3 separate regions of the Mus musculus genome follow, and all the other regions are linked to region 3. The links are chromatin loops, found by intact Hi-C in ENCODE. Cell type or tissue: heart. All regions are shown on one strand.

Region 1 (5,000 bases), 210 kb before region 3:
CTAAACAAGAGTGATTTGGCACTCTAAACAGCAATTCAGCACAGTGAGAAAGTCACTATATATTTTTTTAAGGACCATGGCTTGCTCTGTCTGACCTCTATTATCACGAACTCCAAGGGATCATCTGATATAGGATTTTGGTTGTCTTGTGCAGGATGGTTGACATACATGGGAATACCAAGTTTGGGGATCCTTTTATTTAGAATATCAAGAAAAAGAATCTCAATCTCTTTTAAAGTCATTGAGAGTTCTACGTGAGCATTTGGGGGTGAGGAAGGGTTTGGGGGCACTTGGCCGCCTTAGTGAGTAGTGGGAGTATTCCCGGGGGCCACTAACGCCTGGCTGCTGCTCCCTGTGAAAGTGCATGATTGGCGGAAGGTTTTCTGGGCCTGGGTCAGATTGCGAATCCGCCGCTGCTGCTGGAGCCAGTACAGCATCTCCACTTTGTCCTGCTTCATCTTCTTCAGATAGCTCCGCCCCTTGAAGGTCACTGGCTCCCCAAAGACTGACTCTATCCTTTCCAACAAGGAAACCAAATTAGATTCCATTCGATTGAGCTTCCTTTGGAGATAGCTACGGAACCGATTCTCCTCCAGTAACCGATTCATCAACAAATCAGGCTTTTGGAAGAAACGATTGGGATCAGAGGCTTGTTGCTCAAACCACTCCAGTCTTCCTAGCAACGACTCCCTCTTTTGAATGGGCTTCAGGACCTGCTCCCAAGCCTTGATCAATGCTGGTAGCTGTTGCAGGCGTGCATTGGAGCTGTATTTAATAACCATGTCTAGCCGATTCTGTTCAGGGACTTCCAACATGACCCACAGTCGTTTGAGACGCTGCTGCAAGTTATGAATGTAGGCTCTCCCAGGTCCTGAGCCATCCTCTATCACTGAGCTCCAATCCCATTTTCCTTGCATGAACTCTAGCTCTTCATCTTGCAGCAGGGGAGGGGGTTGCTGAATATCTAGGTACTCTTGGACAGGGACTGGTACCTCCACAGGAGCCTCTTTTTCATACATTTGGAAGATGACGTGGAGGAAATCCGACTCCTGAAAGGAGAGGTACTTGAAGTAGTCCTCTGAAGACACCGAGGGTTTCAGCCAATTCATCCATACACCGTGTCTGTTTGGTCGCTTGTCCCAGCTTTTGTGCCTTGGGAGTAATGTGAGAGAGGGCACCTTCTCAGGGACTGGCTTCGGAGTGCTTGTTCTTCTGGAGTAAAATCCAACCAGATTACGGTTGATGATTGGCATATGTTTATCTTGGTGTAGAAAAGATGAGGCCAAGTAGGAGGACCAATCTTTATCTGCTGAAGGCTCAATTTGGTCTCCTTCCTCAAAAGATAAGTGACTAACAGAGACTCGGCTCATCAACTCCTTGTAGACCTCTCCGGTGGTGTTCCCAACAAGACGATCCGCATCCATTTCTTCAATGGCTTTACCATCCAGTTCCCCAGTCAGATGGTTGTATAGGACTCCAGCCCCCTCAACGTGGAAAGAGTCGTTAAAGTATCTTTCAGAGAGTTGCACAGTAGCTACCTGGACTATAACTTGATCATGTACCTTCAAAGCAACAGTGACTGGCTGTGGGTGTAGTGGGATGATTCTCGGGGGTTGGAGATCCCACTTTCCGGAGGCTTCTTCCTCCTGCAGGCTTTTGATCATTTGCTGCAGTTTCTCTAGGTGGTGCTGGGCAGTTAGGCGCCGGGTAAGGACCCCGAGGAGGGGAGGCAGGCCAGAGTCCAGCAGGGAGTATCGACTCCACTCCATTCTCATGATCTTCATTTTCTGCTTCAGATCCTCAGCCACTATGTCCCGGAATGGCAGTGGTTTACTCTCTGAAGCCAAGATCAGCGGGGTGAGGGGATGAGGAGAGGGAGGAAGAAGGCACAACTCATCTGCCAGACTCCACCCCTCATGAAGACAAGGCATGGACTGGCCCCTTTGGAGCCAGGAATGGACTGGTGAGGTGGGGAATTGGTGACTCTCACTGCTGGGAGAATGACTAGGCAGTGGTACCATCGGTGAGGGTCTCGATTCAATTTCTTTATCCTTTATCATGGAGGGCACCCAGAGGAGCTGCTGTCTACTCTTCAGCTGGGGGATGGATTTCAACTCTTCCACTGGATCAGGTTCGGGCTCACTGGGGAAATCATATGGGCGGCTGAGTTGGACAAGGTAGTTCAGGTTGAGGCTAGAGCACGGCATGTGGTCTAAGCCAGTGCTGTGAGGCCAGGGGATTGGACAGAGCTTGAAAGTCCCAGGGGGACAGGGAGGAGGACGCAATTTGACTATGCCTCCCTGGGCGTGCTTTAAATTTAGCAGGGTCTGAAAATCAGCCAGCAGACAGCGATAGACATCAGGACTGGTGAGGAAAACTGTGCAATCCCTGGCAAGGTTTACTGCCAACCGGCTGAGGGTGGCTGATTCAGTGAAGACCCTTCTAGAGGTCGGCAGGGTCACCAGCAGGTGCAGGTAGCGTACGAAGAGCTGCTCACTACTGATCAGCACGTAGGACTCGAGCCGCTGCCGCAGCTTCTGGTTGTTTTCGTAGTCCAGAATGGGTTCTATAGGAGGTTCCCGCCAGTTGCACTTCAGCTCTTCTAGAATAACCTCAGTGAGACGAAGTCGGTCCTTGGCAGTTACTCGTGCCGCCCGCCCGCTGCTTGCTAGCCGCTTGGACACTTGGCGGCACAGCGGCCCAACTTTCAGCTTCGCCAGCGGGATGGATTGCAAGGGCGTGGCATCTTGAGAGGGGCGCTTCGGAGGCTCTGGAGGAGGCTTCGCCTTGCTGGGGAAGAGCGACAGCGGACTCAGCAACCGGTGGTAAATCGGCTTGAGGTCAGGTTCCTGACTGTGTGGTTCCATCTTTACCAGGTGGTTCCGGCTGAGCGGGTAGAGGACGCCAAATGGTTACTAAGGAAACTGCATCAATGCGCCTGCGCAGCCGGTAGCACTACCGGACAGCTCAGAGGCCTCAGCCTAGGGAGCGCACGCGCCAAGGAGGTGGAGCTAAGGGCGGCCTCCGAGACTCCGCCCATCCCACAAAGTAGAGTTGTGTTGGTCTCTGGACCCTACCGGTTCGGTGCGGCCTAGGCAGTGACAACAGCTAGGATGGCTTCGAAGTCGGGGGACGGTGGGACTGTGTGTGCGGTGAGTGAAAGCTTCATGTGGAGCCTCGCATAACTTCAGCCCTTGGGGTGATCAATATCTTGGGAAGCCAGGAAAGAACAGGCTCCTGGGGAGGTGAAATTCCGGGGTTAGGACGGAGATGCCCCTCACGGGAGGGGGGTTGGTGGTAAAGACCGCGATCCTGGAATGTTCATGAGATAATAAAGGAGGAATTTGAAGAGAAGTCAAGTGCAATGTGTGCAAAGAGACATAGGGGATGAGGTGGCGAGTAAGGATCATGTCTGACATGTGCCCTGGCCTTGCTTCCCTTACAGTTGGAGTTTGCAGTGCAGATGAGTTGTCAGAGCTGTGTGGATGCTGTGCACAAGACCCTGAAAGGGGTGGCAGGTAAGAGTAGACAATCTTTCTGGGATCAGCCAGGGGTTTGTGTTTAGCCGTATTCCGGTTGCATAGATGCAGAAAGAATGAAAGGAAGTTTCTCAGAGTCCGGGAGATGCAGAGCCTAGAGTATAGGCCTCAAGCTTTGCCTAGCCAGAGCTTTCTTCTAGTACAAACTGCCTGTCCAGCTGCTGAACAGCATGGAACTAGCCAGAGTATAGAGCACTTCCTACCAAGGGCATTCTAGAGGGGGAGGGGGGCGGGCATTTGAGGTCTGGCTTGGGAAATAGAACAGTTCTGAGAAAGCAGACAACATCCCTGGCCCAATTCAGGGACTTTAAGCCAGGAGGTCTGCAGGTGGGTGACCTGGCAGAAGAGGAAAGATATGAAAGGCAGAGTCATTTTCCTGACGCTAGAAACTGGCTGTTTTGGATTCTGTTAAATGTTCATTCAACCTTTCAGCCAGTATAGATTAGACACTGGGGGTTTCTGAGGGAAAATGTTTACCCCTATGCTTAGGTAAAGATCGTATAAGCTTTGGCAAAGGAGCGCTCCTAGAACACTTCCTTGGGAAGCCATGGTGGCAAAGGGAAAGAAGGAGATGAGAGTCTGAAGCCAGGACACTGGCAGGGGTGGGGTGGGGAACCCCAGTGCGTATAGTTCCACAGATGTACAGCTTCGTGCTTATTTTCTGTGTTTCTGTTTCTTCAGTGTTTGAACAGTGTTCATAGCTCAGTGTTGTCATGAGGAGTGAATTAGTTGATACAAGTCTTGAGCCTGTAGTGAGAGCCCACTCAATTTCAGGGGATTGTAAGAGGAAAGAGGAGAAAAGCTTACAGGCAAAGGTGGGGTTTTAGGAGGACGATTGAGGGGACTGATTGTTTTGTTTTATTTTGAGATAAGGTCTTTCTCCACATAGCCCTGGCTTTCCTGGAACTCACTATGTAGGCCAGGCTGGCCTGCAGTTCACAGAGATCTGCTTACCTTTACCCCCGAGTGCTGAGATGAAAGTTGTGCGTGCGTGCGTGCGCCACCACACCTGACCTGGAACTATTATTTGATTTATTATTAGTGAGTGTGTGCATGATGTGCTTGGAGGAGGGCTTGTGCATGTGGAGGTCAAGAACAACTCCAGAGCTGGTTCTCTGCTTCCAGCTGTCTTGTGTAGCATGAACAGTTCACCCAGGGCTGGAGAGATGACTTAGCAACTAAGAGCACTAACTGCTCTTCCAGAGGTCCTGAGTTCAATTTCCAGCAATCATCTGTAGTGGGATCTGATGCCCTCTCTGGTGTGTATGTACTCACATACATAAAATTAATAATTTTTTTAAAAAAGCACAAAAAGAAACAAAAAACAAAAAACCCAAACAAACCAAAAAGCAGAACCAAACCCGAAAAGTTCATCCGTTAAGCCATCTGCCTGGCTTGGGATGATTTTTTTTTTTTAGGTTTATTTTTAAAATCTGTTTTATTTAATATGTACGGGTGTTT
Region 2 (5,000 bases), 130 kb after region 3:
TATTTACTATAGGTCATTTTTTTCTTTGTGTCTCTGTATGGTGTGTGAAGGGATTATGTGTGTGTGTGTACACTCGCACACATGTGTGTAATCTAGAAGTTGACACTAAGTGTCTTCCTCTGTCATTCTCTACCTTTAATTTTTTTCCTCTTAGTTTTTGAGAGAGGAACTAGCTGTGTAGACCAGGCTGGCCGAAACTCACAGAAATTCCCCTGGCATGAGCACTGAATGAGCCACCTTGCCTGGCCTCACCTTTTTACATTTTCAAATTACATTTATTTGTGTGTGTGTGTGTGTGTGTGTGTGTGTGTGTGTGTGTGTATTGTGTGTTCTTGAGAGCCACAGCGCATGTGTGGTGGAGAGAGGAAAGCCTGTGGCAGCCAGTTCTCTCCACCAGGTGAATCCCAAGGATCAAACTCAGGTTGTCAGGCTTGTCAGCAAGTGCCTGTACCCACTCGACCACTCCTTCCCCTTAGTTTTTGAGACAGTGTGTCCCACTGGGTCAGGAGTTCACCAATGCAGCTCAGACAGGGACTGCAAGTCCCAGAGAGTTTCCTGTCTCTCCCAGGTCTGGGATGACAGATGCATATCCACCTTTCCACAGGGGTACCAGGGAACCCAACCCAGATCCTGTGCAGCAAGCACTTTATGAGTGAGCCGTCCCCCCAGCCCCTGCAGGTCACGATTTTGGATGTGTGCCGCTGACCTCCAGAGCACTTTTCACCTTGTAAAACTGAAGGTCTGGAGCCATGAAAACAAGTACCGTCCACTGTCCAGCCCCTGCCTTACCCGATTTCACCCTGGTAGTTACGGTTTTGACTGTTGTAGAATGAAGCTATTCTGTTCTCTGTCCTGTTGTAGAAGTAATCTTTGCTTAATGTCAATGAGATGAGTGGTACGGCCAGCCAAGGCCAAGGCCAGAGGAGGCCGGCAAGGTCTCCAGGGTGGTGTGGTCAGAGAAGGCTGTCTGGAGGGAGGAGGGAAGACAATAGGAACCAGCCTAGCATTCAGAAGGATCCCGAGCTGGAAGCCAGCCTGCGCTGTATAGTCCCACAGGGTGAGAAGTCAATGGAGAGAATGACTCAGAGATATTTGGCCTCTGTGGCCTGCCCTTTGGTTTATGACAGCCACCTCAGCAGCACTGACCTTTGTCTACAGGTGATCTCCCATCATATGAGTGAAGGCACCAGGCCATCTCACAAAGCTAGTGGCTTACCGACCAGTGCTAGCTTCTAGGATCATGGGGACCAGCCTGCGTAGCCAGTCCTTTAGAGAACCCCGGCCCTCCTATGGGAGGCTCCATGAGTCCCAGGGGAGGTCTCTGGATGGCCGACTCCACAGAGCACTGAGCCTCAGACTGGGCCGTGAGAAGTCCAGGTCGCAGGTCCCCGATGGCACGGAAGGGCTGGAGGTCTCTGTCCAGGAGCGGCTGCCAGGGACCCTGGGAGACAAAGAACAGCTGATCCAAGGCCAGAGAGGAGGAGGCAGCCGGCGGTGGCTGAGACAGTACCAGCAGGTGTGGCTTCAAACTGAATTATCACTTTCATGGGGAAGGGTGGGGACTCCGGGCAGCAAAGGGTTAAGAGCACAGCTGACCTGAGGAAAGCCAAGCAAAATACCCAGGAATTGAATGCATTTGACTAAAAGCAGTTGTGATTCCCCTCACCCCTGTGGGCACTGGGGATTCACTGAAGGTTGGAGGAGGGTGGGCAAATGGGGTCTGGGTGGAATATGGTCAGAGCTGTTTCTGTTTTGAGATGGGGTCTCGATAAGTAGCCCAGAGTGGCCTGGAACTCTTGATCCTACTCAGTGTTCTGAGTGCTGGGAGTGCAGGCATATATTACCACACAAGGCTCTGAGAGCTGTATTAAGATGATTAATGTAATACTATGTTGCAAGGGTGACTAGAGCAGGAGGCAGGCAGATTGGCCAATGCAACTTCTGGCAAATTACCGTCTGTACCTCTCACACAGGATGAAGAGTAGATTTGCCCCACCCCTCCTGGCCCTTCGTCCCAGGGGGAAGGGTCTCCCCTCCCCCCAGGAGTTTAGCTTCTCTTTCATGGCTCTACCCCCACCTGGTGGCTGTGAGTGGAACACCACTTGAAGCCACTGCTATGATGTTTCTCCTACTTTGGTCTTCCAGCATGTGAAAAGAAGGTGGAGGAGTTTTGTCGCCAGCTTCCCCAGTGTGACCCTGAGTCAACCAGCCTCCCCAGAGACCTTGTTGGACACCAACAACTAAAGCTGCTGTGACTGTCCCTCACTCCACCGGCTCTGCTCCTGTGTCTTTTCATCTGCCCCTGCATGGCTTTTCTGGACTCTGAACTGCTCCAGCTTTTGAACTTTGTCTTGTGACCCAAGGAGGCCTCTGCCACCAGATCATTCAAAGCCCCCATGTGGCTGCTCTTCTTGGTTCTGGCACCTATCTCTTAGCAAAGATCTCCATAGGCCTGAAGAGGAAATACCTGGCTCTCTACCTTTTGGGTTTAAAGACTCCCTGGACTGGCATTTATGAAGGTCTTAGGGACCTACACAGAAATGAGAGTAGCAACTGTGACCCCTTGGCCCCACAAAGACCAGCCACCCACTTCCAGGTCAGAGTTCAGTGAAGCCAAAGAAAGGCTGAGAACTTCCTGAATATCACCTGCTCCCAGGGCCAAGCTCCACATGGCTTTCTGGGCAGCTGCCAGTGACTGGCCAAGGCTTGGGCCTCCCTCATAGACTGTGAGCCTTCACAGGCTAGGACCATGTCTGGACTGTCCTGGGGGGGTTGCTATATGCCTGAGAAGCCCAAACATGCATATGGCTGCCTTTGGACTTCATGATATCCCGATGAAGAAAGCAGGGAAGTCTTCTCTCCCTGTGTGACAGAGGGAAACTGAGGTCAGGAGTGGAGAAGAGACCTTCCTCCTACACATACACACTGCCTAACACTGGGGTTGAACCCATTAATAAAGCCACTGACCTGAAGGAAAGTCTTTGTCTAGTGACTAATGCACAGGCTCTGGGCCTCTCCCAGGTTCAGAGTCCACGGCCTCACTCCGAAGGGCAATGCAGTGATGGGCTCCTTGTTTTCTCAGAGCTCAGAAACCTGGTAGGGCTACTAAAGGCACACAAGAGGTCCTGGTCCTGGTGGCCATTGGGAACTTGTGTGTGTGTGGGGGGGGGGGGTGTGGGTGTGGGTGTGTGTATGTGTGTGTGTGTGTATGGGTGTGTGTGTGTGTGTATGGGTGTGTGTATGTGTGTGTATATGTGTGTGTATGTGTGTGTGTGTGTGTGTGTGTGTATATGTATATGTGCATGACACAGTGCACATGTGGAGGTCAGAGGGCAACTTCCATAGTTGGTTCACTCTTCCCTATGCGACCCAGGTGGATCTCAGGTTATCAAGGGCACACAGCAAGTGATTTCCCCACTGAGCAATCTTGCCAGCTCTATCTGTTTATTTTAAGGTAAGGTCTTGTAGTCAAGGCTAGCCTCAAACTCATCATAAAGCCAAAGCTGGCCTTGTACTCCTGATCCCCCATCCTTTAACTCCCAGATGCTGGGATTACAGGGTTGTGTCAGTACGCCTGACTCTTGACCTTCTGGCATGGCTTCCAGAGCTGTGAGTGAGCTTCTCAAGTTTCTGATTTGGGGTCACTTGTGCCAGAGGACATGGGAATCTCATGTGTTTGGGGGATTTTAGCTGGAGCAGAGACCACTGCCTTTCAGTAGGGCTGTGACATTATCAGTCTGAGTCACACATCCACAAGGCTGTCTCTCCTTGCACTTGCTGTGAATGTCCTTTTCAGACCATGCTGGCTGCATTGTAGGCGTTCAGGAAGTACGTATGGCCATGGTGTGATTGAGAAGCACAATCTGCCTCCAAAGGCCTCAGACCGCAATGCCCAGGCACTGCATGCATTTGCTGCAAAGGACTCCTTTCCCTGCTCCCCGCTGCCTCCCACATCCCTGTTGTATACCCAGCCCATCTTTCCACTTCCATTGGTTTTATTATTAGATCTAAATACACTGTAGCTGTCTTCAGATGCACCAGAAGAGGGTGTCAGATCTCATTACGGATGGTTGTGAGCCATCATGCGGTTGCTGGGATTTGAACTCAGGATCTTCAGAAGAGCAGTCAGTGCTCTTACCCCCTGAACCATCTCTCCAGCCCCCTTCCTTTACAGGACAGCCAGGCTCTGTAACAGCTGCCTAGCCCCTCCTGCACTTGGAGCCTCAGTTTCCCCATCCATCGAAGGAGATGCCGACCGATCTTACCTTTCCAGATTTGGCAGGGGGAGGCAGGGGGATCATACTGAGTCAGGCCAGAACCATAGTCAGGCTGAGCTCAACTCTGACCAGAAAGAGCTGAGGTGATGTAGCTTTTGTTTCCAGGTGGGGGTACCCCCTAGCCAGTTAGCTAGCTGCCTCATGGAGACATGCATTCCCCACCTTGTAGACCTCTCTGTCGGTGCAGGCACACATGAAGGTTGTGGTACCCAGAAGCCTCCCAGGCATGGGTCAGCATGGCCTATGTGGAGGCGTGTGCCAGGACTTGACACTCACTGGCCCTCAGACAGCATCTGTCCAGCTGTCTTGATCTACATCCTCCTTTCAGTGCCCTCACCCCAATATTTGCTCTGGCCTCTGTGGGCAGAGCCTCTCCGTCGCAGTCCAGGGGTCTTGGATCTTACAGCTAGCAGGCCTGGGACTCACTGTACTCCAGTCTGCCCTGCTCCGCTCCTGTTCCTCAAGCAGCCTCTTTTTCAGCCTGCTCAAAGCCAGGGAGCGCATTCCTCAGCCAGCACGGCTGCATCAGTGCTCCTCCTGGTCCTCAAGTGGTTCAGACTGTGTCTGTAAGGCACAGACAGCTGCATGACGCTGTTACAAAACGGAACAAATGTTCACTAGGGCAGCATCCATAGGAGGCCTGATTTCCTGCACCAGGGCTGGGCGCTGGGCCTAACTGGGCATCTTCTTCAGCTTCCTAGAAGGAAGAAGGCTGGAAGCAGG
Region 3 (5,000 bases):
CTTAGCAAGAGTGCTCATACAGAACCCAGAATCCACAAATAAATACATACAACCATTAATCAGGGTATGAAAATTCACATAAAAATCACATGTTCGGGGAATAAAAAGGCCAATGGGCATGGTGGCATGTGCCTGTAGCCCCAGCTCTGACAGCTGAGGTAGGAAGACTGTTTAGCCCGTGCCAAACCCAGGCAACATGATGAAACCCTATCTCGAAAAGGGGGTGAAGCCTGGCGGTGGTGGCGCACGCCTTTAATCCCAGCACTCAGGAGGCAGAGGCAGGCAGATTTCTGAGTTCGTGGCCAGCCTGGTCTACAGAGTGAGTTCCAGTACAGCCAGGGCTACACAGAGAAACCCTGTCTTGAAAAAAAAAAAGGGGGGGGGGTAGATAAGAAGTCCTTTGGGAGACAACTTGACAGGTTTGGGGGGTTACACATATGCTTATCTGGCCTAGCTACCCACTGTGTCACACTGAAACAAGTGCATCCATGGTCATAGTCTCTTTGTTGTGTATTTGTTTTGTTTTGTTTTGAGACAGGGTTTCTCTGTATAGCCCTGGCTGTTCTGGAACTCACTCTGTAGACCAGGCTGGCCTCGAACTCAGAAATCCGCCTGCATCTGCCTCCCGAGTGCTAGGATTAAAGGCATGCACCACCACCGCCTGTTTGTGTATTTGTTAGAACTCCCAACAGGTTGATGATCTATATAGTTGAGCACTGTTCAACCGTAAAGGGAATGAACTATTGATCCGCACATGTGATCTCTTGGAGTCGGAGTTATAGGTGTTGTGAGACCCTGGAAACCAAACTCCTGCCCTTTCCAAGAGCTGCAGGCGCTCTCTCCAGCCCCTCGCATTGTCTCTCACCACTCTCAGAAAGAGCAGGACCTTCAGGACAGCGTGGGCATTTGTTCTCCCTTTTGTACCTCCTTTTACCTGTTGGAGGGGTGCTGGTGCTCAGGCAGGGCAGCCCACAAAGCAGAGCCTGTCAACGCTCCCTTCACAACTTCTGTCATAACCTGTGTGCAGGCCTCACTAAATCTCGTTGGCTTTCACCTAGTTGGAGAGCTGATGGCCACACCTCAAGCAAGCGAAGCTTCTAAACACGGTATTCGTTCTCTAGAGATGTTGTAAGCCATTACCAGAGACTTAGTGACTTAAAAACATCATTTATTCTGTCATAGCGCTGGAGGCCAGAAGTTCAAAATCGAGGCATGAGCAGGCCTGTGTTTCCTTTAGATGCACTGGGAGAGAATCCATCCTGTCTCTCTGGTTTCCTAGTTTGTGGCTTACATAACTCCAGTTTCTACCCCCATCTTCACCTAGTCTTTTCCTACCCAACTGTTTCTGATTTAGGGGGGCCCAGCCTGAGTCCTGCATGCAGTATGGTCCTATCTCTGAATCCTTAATTATATCTACAAAGACCCTTTTTCCAAATAATCTCACATTCACAGGCTCTTGGTGTTAGGATGTGGGCAAACTGGAAAGGGTGCAGCCTCATTCACTTCAACCAGGAACACCTTGAGAACACAGCCTGAGCCATCGTTAGAACCCAGGAGATCCCCTCAGGTTCTGGGCTGTTTCTGCTTCTTGAGATCTTCTGCTTGGACCTCTCTGACATCCCAGTGAAGTCGGAAAGAACTGATCTGAGCTCTTTACCTTTTGGCTCTAGTGGTGGCTCATAGCCTCAGGGCCATCTGTGGCCCACTTAACTCAATGATGCTGAAAGAAAGGAGTATTTACAGAATACCTAATCTGTATTTCCATTTCCGTCTCAACAAAGATGTTCTGAATTAGGTCATTATCTTCCACCTTATAAATAAGGTAACTGTGAAACCTAAACCTTGCTGGTTACATGGCTAATAACTGGCAGGGTTTCAAAGCCTGATCACATTGTGCCTCTGTAGGGCTGAGTGGCAAGCCCAGGGAATGAGTGTGCACAGATCCATTGTCATTAGTCCTTCCCTCATTAGAGGCCACTTTGTGTTAACTCATTGGTGGCACAATAGCGGCCCCCAGTGGCTTCAGCTACAAACTACATGATCAAGGCAATAGGTCAAGTTTTTTTTCCCCCCCTTTTACTTTGTTTCCATGGTAACTAGCCAACTCACCAGATATAGAATTAACCCATCTATAGTTTAAGGAGAAATGGCAGTTCTCTAAAGGACTGGGCTGTCTCTCTTGGGGCCCAGATACTGATAGGCATACAAGGCTCACAGTGTTAGCCATCTCAAGTGGGTCACCCCTCTGTAAGACCAGTTTCTAAAAGGAAAAGGACAAAGACGTGTGCTATGCAAGATTTCCCAGGCCAGAGTGAACCGAAACTCTGCTGGATTTTGAGGGTGATCTTTGCCCCTGTGTGTTCCTCAGAATGTAATTACTTAGAAGTTGGAATTTGTATTAATATGCAGTGAATCTCATGTGAGTGCATCTGAGGAGAGACTGTGGGATCCCCCAGAAATGATGATAACTGTAACTGCAGAGCTCCTATAACATAAAAATCTGTAATGAGAATGCCAGGTAGCTCTCACATTTAATCCCAGCATTTAGGAGACAGAGTGACAACCTGGCCTACATAGTAAGTTCCAGGACAGACAGAACTATCTAGCAAAACTGTCTTAAAGGGGGAAACAAGAAGCAGTGTATCATAGAATGCATAGTACTGTGGTGTAATTCTTACCTAAGACTTCCCTTTGAAAGTGTCAACTTGATGCTTTAAGGATAGTCACTGTGCCGTGTGCTCCTCCCCCAATCCCCAGAGGTCTCCATCACACTGAAAACAAGACTGTGACTGCTGAACGCACATAACCCAGCTCCTCTCCCAAAGCCCCGCCCACCTTCTATTGGCTTACTTCTCCCCTCCCCTTGGTGTAGACATTACAGGAGTGGGGGCGGGGAGGAGGGTCTCACTGTGTATCTGAGAATGGCTTTTATCTTCCTATGTAGCTGAGGGTTATCTTGAACTCCTGCTCTTTCTGCCTCCCTCTCCTGAGTGCTGGGATTACATATGTGCTACTATGCCATTTTATGAAGTGTGCTCCTGCAGCTTTCATGCAAACACTCATTTTTTTCAACTTTTTAAAAGATGTATTTTTAACTAAGTGTACATGTATATAGAGGGACAGATGGTCAGACATTAAAGGTCAGCTCTGGGATATAAGAGACCCTGTCTCAAAGAATTTAATTTAAAAAAAGACAGGGCCAGGGATTGTGGTGTATGCCTTTAATTCTAGCACTTGTGAGGCAAAGGTAGGAGGATCTCTGCAAGTTCAAGCCCAGCTTGTTCTCCACCATATACTGAGTTCCAGACAGCCAAGACTAAATAAAAAGGGACTGGAGAAATGGCTGTGTGGAAGAGGGACCATGCTGCTATTGGTTTGGTTTGGTTCCCAGTATTCACATCAGGCAGCTTGTCAAAGTGTAACTCCAATTACAGGGGACCTGACCACCTCTCCTGTAGACACATAATTCACATAGTTACAAATACACATGGTAAACCTGGAGTAGAAAGATGGGCATAAACACATAAAAATGATGAATAGTGCCATCTTCAGAGCCTGAGGTTCAGGGATATGCTGGGAATGGCTACAGTGTGAGTTGTACAAGGGTCCACAGAAGGGGGATGCTTTGAAAGCTGGAGGCCAAGTAGAGACTGTTGAGTTAGGAGGATGAGGGTGAAAACATCCATATAAACCAAACCACACGTCTCACTAAGGTTCATTCAGACTTCTGCAGAATTCACTTGGTCTTTCTAATTGTTAAAGCACCTGACTCCAGAGAAAAACATTTCAGCCCAGAACACCAAAGACCAGCACAAGAATATTGCCCAGGAATTCCCTGAAGGTAAGTTTCTAGCTTTGGGGGTAAGCCCTGGACTGAAACCAGAGAAATAAAATTCATGGTGTGGAGTGGTCCAGCTATCCAACGATCCCATTCCACTTTAGCCATGCTGCTGCCACCTGGGATTTGGCCGCCTTCCACAGTGATTGAGGGACTTGGAGTAGCAACCGCATGCATTCCTACTTTAAAGCTACTCAATAGGACTTGTGCGTTGTACTTAGTATGTGCACATTAGCCTTTCCAGAGAAACGTGCATTCATTGACTCAGGAGGAATCAGCCAAGGCAAGACTCTGTAAATCTGCACCTGCGAGGCTGGGGATGTAGCTCAGTGTCAGAGTTGGTTTGCTTGTCAATACCGAGTTTGATCCTCCTCTGTGTTTGTTCTTCCAAAACTGGATCTACTACGGATTAGTGATGGTGGTTCCCAACCTTCCTGACGCTGCCACCTTTTAATACAGTGCCTCGTGCTGTGGTGATCCCCAACCATACAGTTATCTTCAGTGTTACTAATTAACTGTCATTTTGCCACTGTTATGCACCACAGTGTAAGTATCTGATGTGCGACCCGCAGGTTGAGAACCGCTGAGCTAAAGCATGTTCACGAGTGTCTAATTCCAGCACTTGGGTGTTAGAAGCAAGATGATCACTTTAAGGCTAGCCTGGGTTTCAAGAGAGTCTGTCTGAACATCAACAACAAAAAGCTGCCTCTGTAGTAACTGCCTAGAACAATACCAGAGAGAGATTGAGTTGCTTATTGCCCGAAGCAAAGCTTAGGTTCAGAGAGGAACTTGAAATGCATATCACCTAGTTTGGGCGGAAAGTTAGATGTCGCCTATCATGGGAGGTCAGGTACTGAAATGTTTTCATCCGGAAAGGTGGAGCGGGAGAGTTAATTTAGAACGATACCCCTGCCCCAACAATCTCTGTAGCATTGGCACAAATCTTCGGGAGTAAGATGAAATGGGCTTGTTCTCTCCTAGAATCCATCGGGCAAGCAGAAAACAAGAGGCCCAAGAGGGGCAGCCCCAACCATGGCAGGGAAGAATCGCGAGTTCTGGGCTCAGCAAGAGACCGGAGCCCGCCAAAATCCGCCACGCGCGACCGCGAGCTCACCGAGGTCTCCCTCACTGCTAGAGGATCGCAGACCCAAGCGGCCCACGG

Evidence for each region. Hi-C counts contacts between places; a loop is a spot of excess contacts. Peaks named below come from ENCODE experiments on the same cell type or tissue, not always from the same donor. Only the 100,000 strongest peaks of a DNase experiment are listed, where the experiment ranks them.
Region 1: a loop joins it to region 3, with 2.8 times the contacts of the local background. A loop is called at or near these places in 9 of 42 quality-filtered maps.
Region 2: a loop joins it to region 3, with 2.2 times the contacts of the local background. A loop is called at or near these places in 20 of 42 quality-filtered maps.

What each region holds. Positions count from the first base shown.
Region 1 is chr19:4,837,349-4,842,348 of GRCm38, reverse strand. Ccs (copper chaperone for superoxide dismutase) reads left to right here and starts at 3,027. Exons shown (of 8, transcript NM_016892.3): 1 at 3,027-3,152; 2 at 3,446-3,518. The coding sequence starts at 3,114. Ccdc87 (coiled-coil domain containing 87) reads right to left here and starts at 2,983. Exons shown (of 1, transcript NM_207268.3): 1 at 1-2,983. The coding sequence starts at 2,867. The coding sequence ends at 300. In heart, a CTCF peak has its summit at 3,059; a DNase peak (open chromatin) is centred at 2,958; H3K4me3 peaks cover 1,828 bases; H3K27ac peaks cover 685 bases; H3K27me3 peaks cover 2,543 bases.
Region 2 is chr19:4,494,760-4,499,759 of GRCm38, reverse strand. 2010003K11Rik (RIKEN cDNA 2010003K11 gene) reads left to right here and starts at 1,177. Exons shown (of 2, transcript NM_027237.2): 1 at 1,177-1,516; 2 at 2,146-2,972. The coding sequence starts at 1,241. The coding sequence ends at 2,244. In heart, CTCF peaks have their summits at 1,889 and 2,090 (motif pointing left); a DNase peak (open chromatin) is centred at 2,049; H3K4me3 peaks cover 504 bases; H3K27ac peaks cover 779 bases.
Region 3 is chr19:4,626,010-4,631,009 of GRCm38, reverse strand. Gm960 (predicted gene 960) reads left to right here. Exons shown (of 15, transcript NM_001033447.3): 14 at 3,763-3,841; 15 at 4,820-5,000. Among named protein-coding and RNA genes, the nearest start is that of Rce1, 2.9 kb to the right of the region's middle. In heart, a CTCF peak has its summit at 2,008; no DNase peak of the experiment used is centred here; H3K4me3 peaks cover 1,232 bases; H3K27ac peaks cover 612 bases.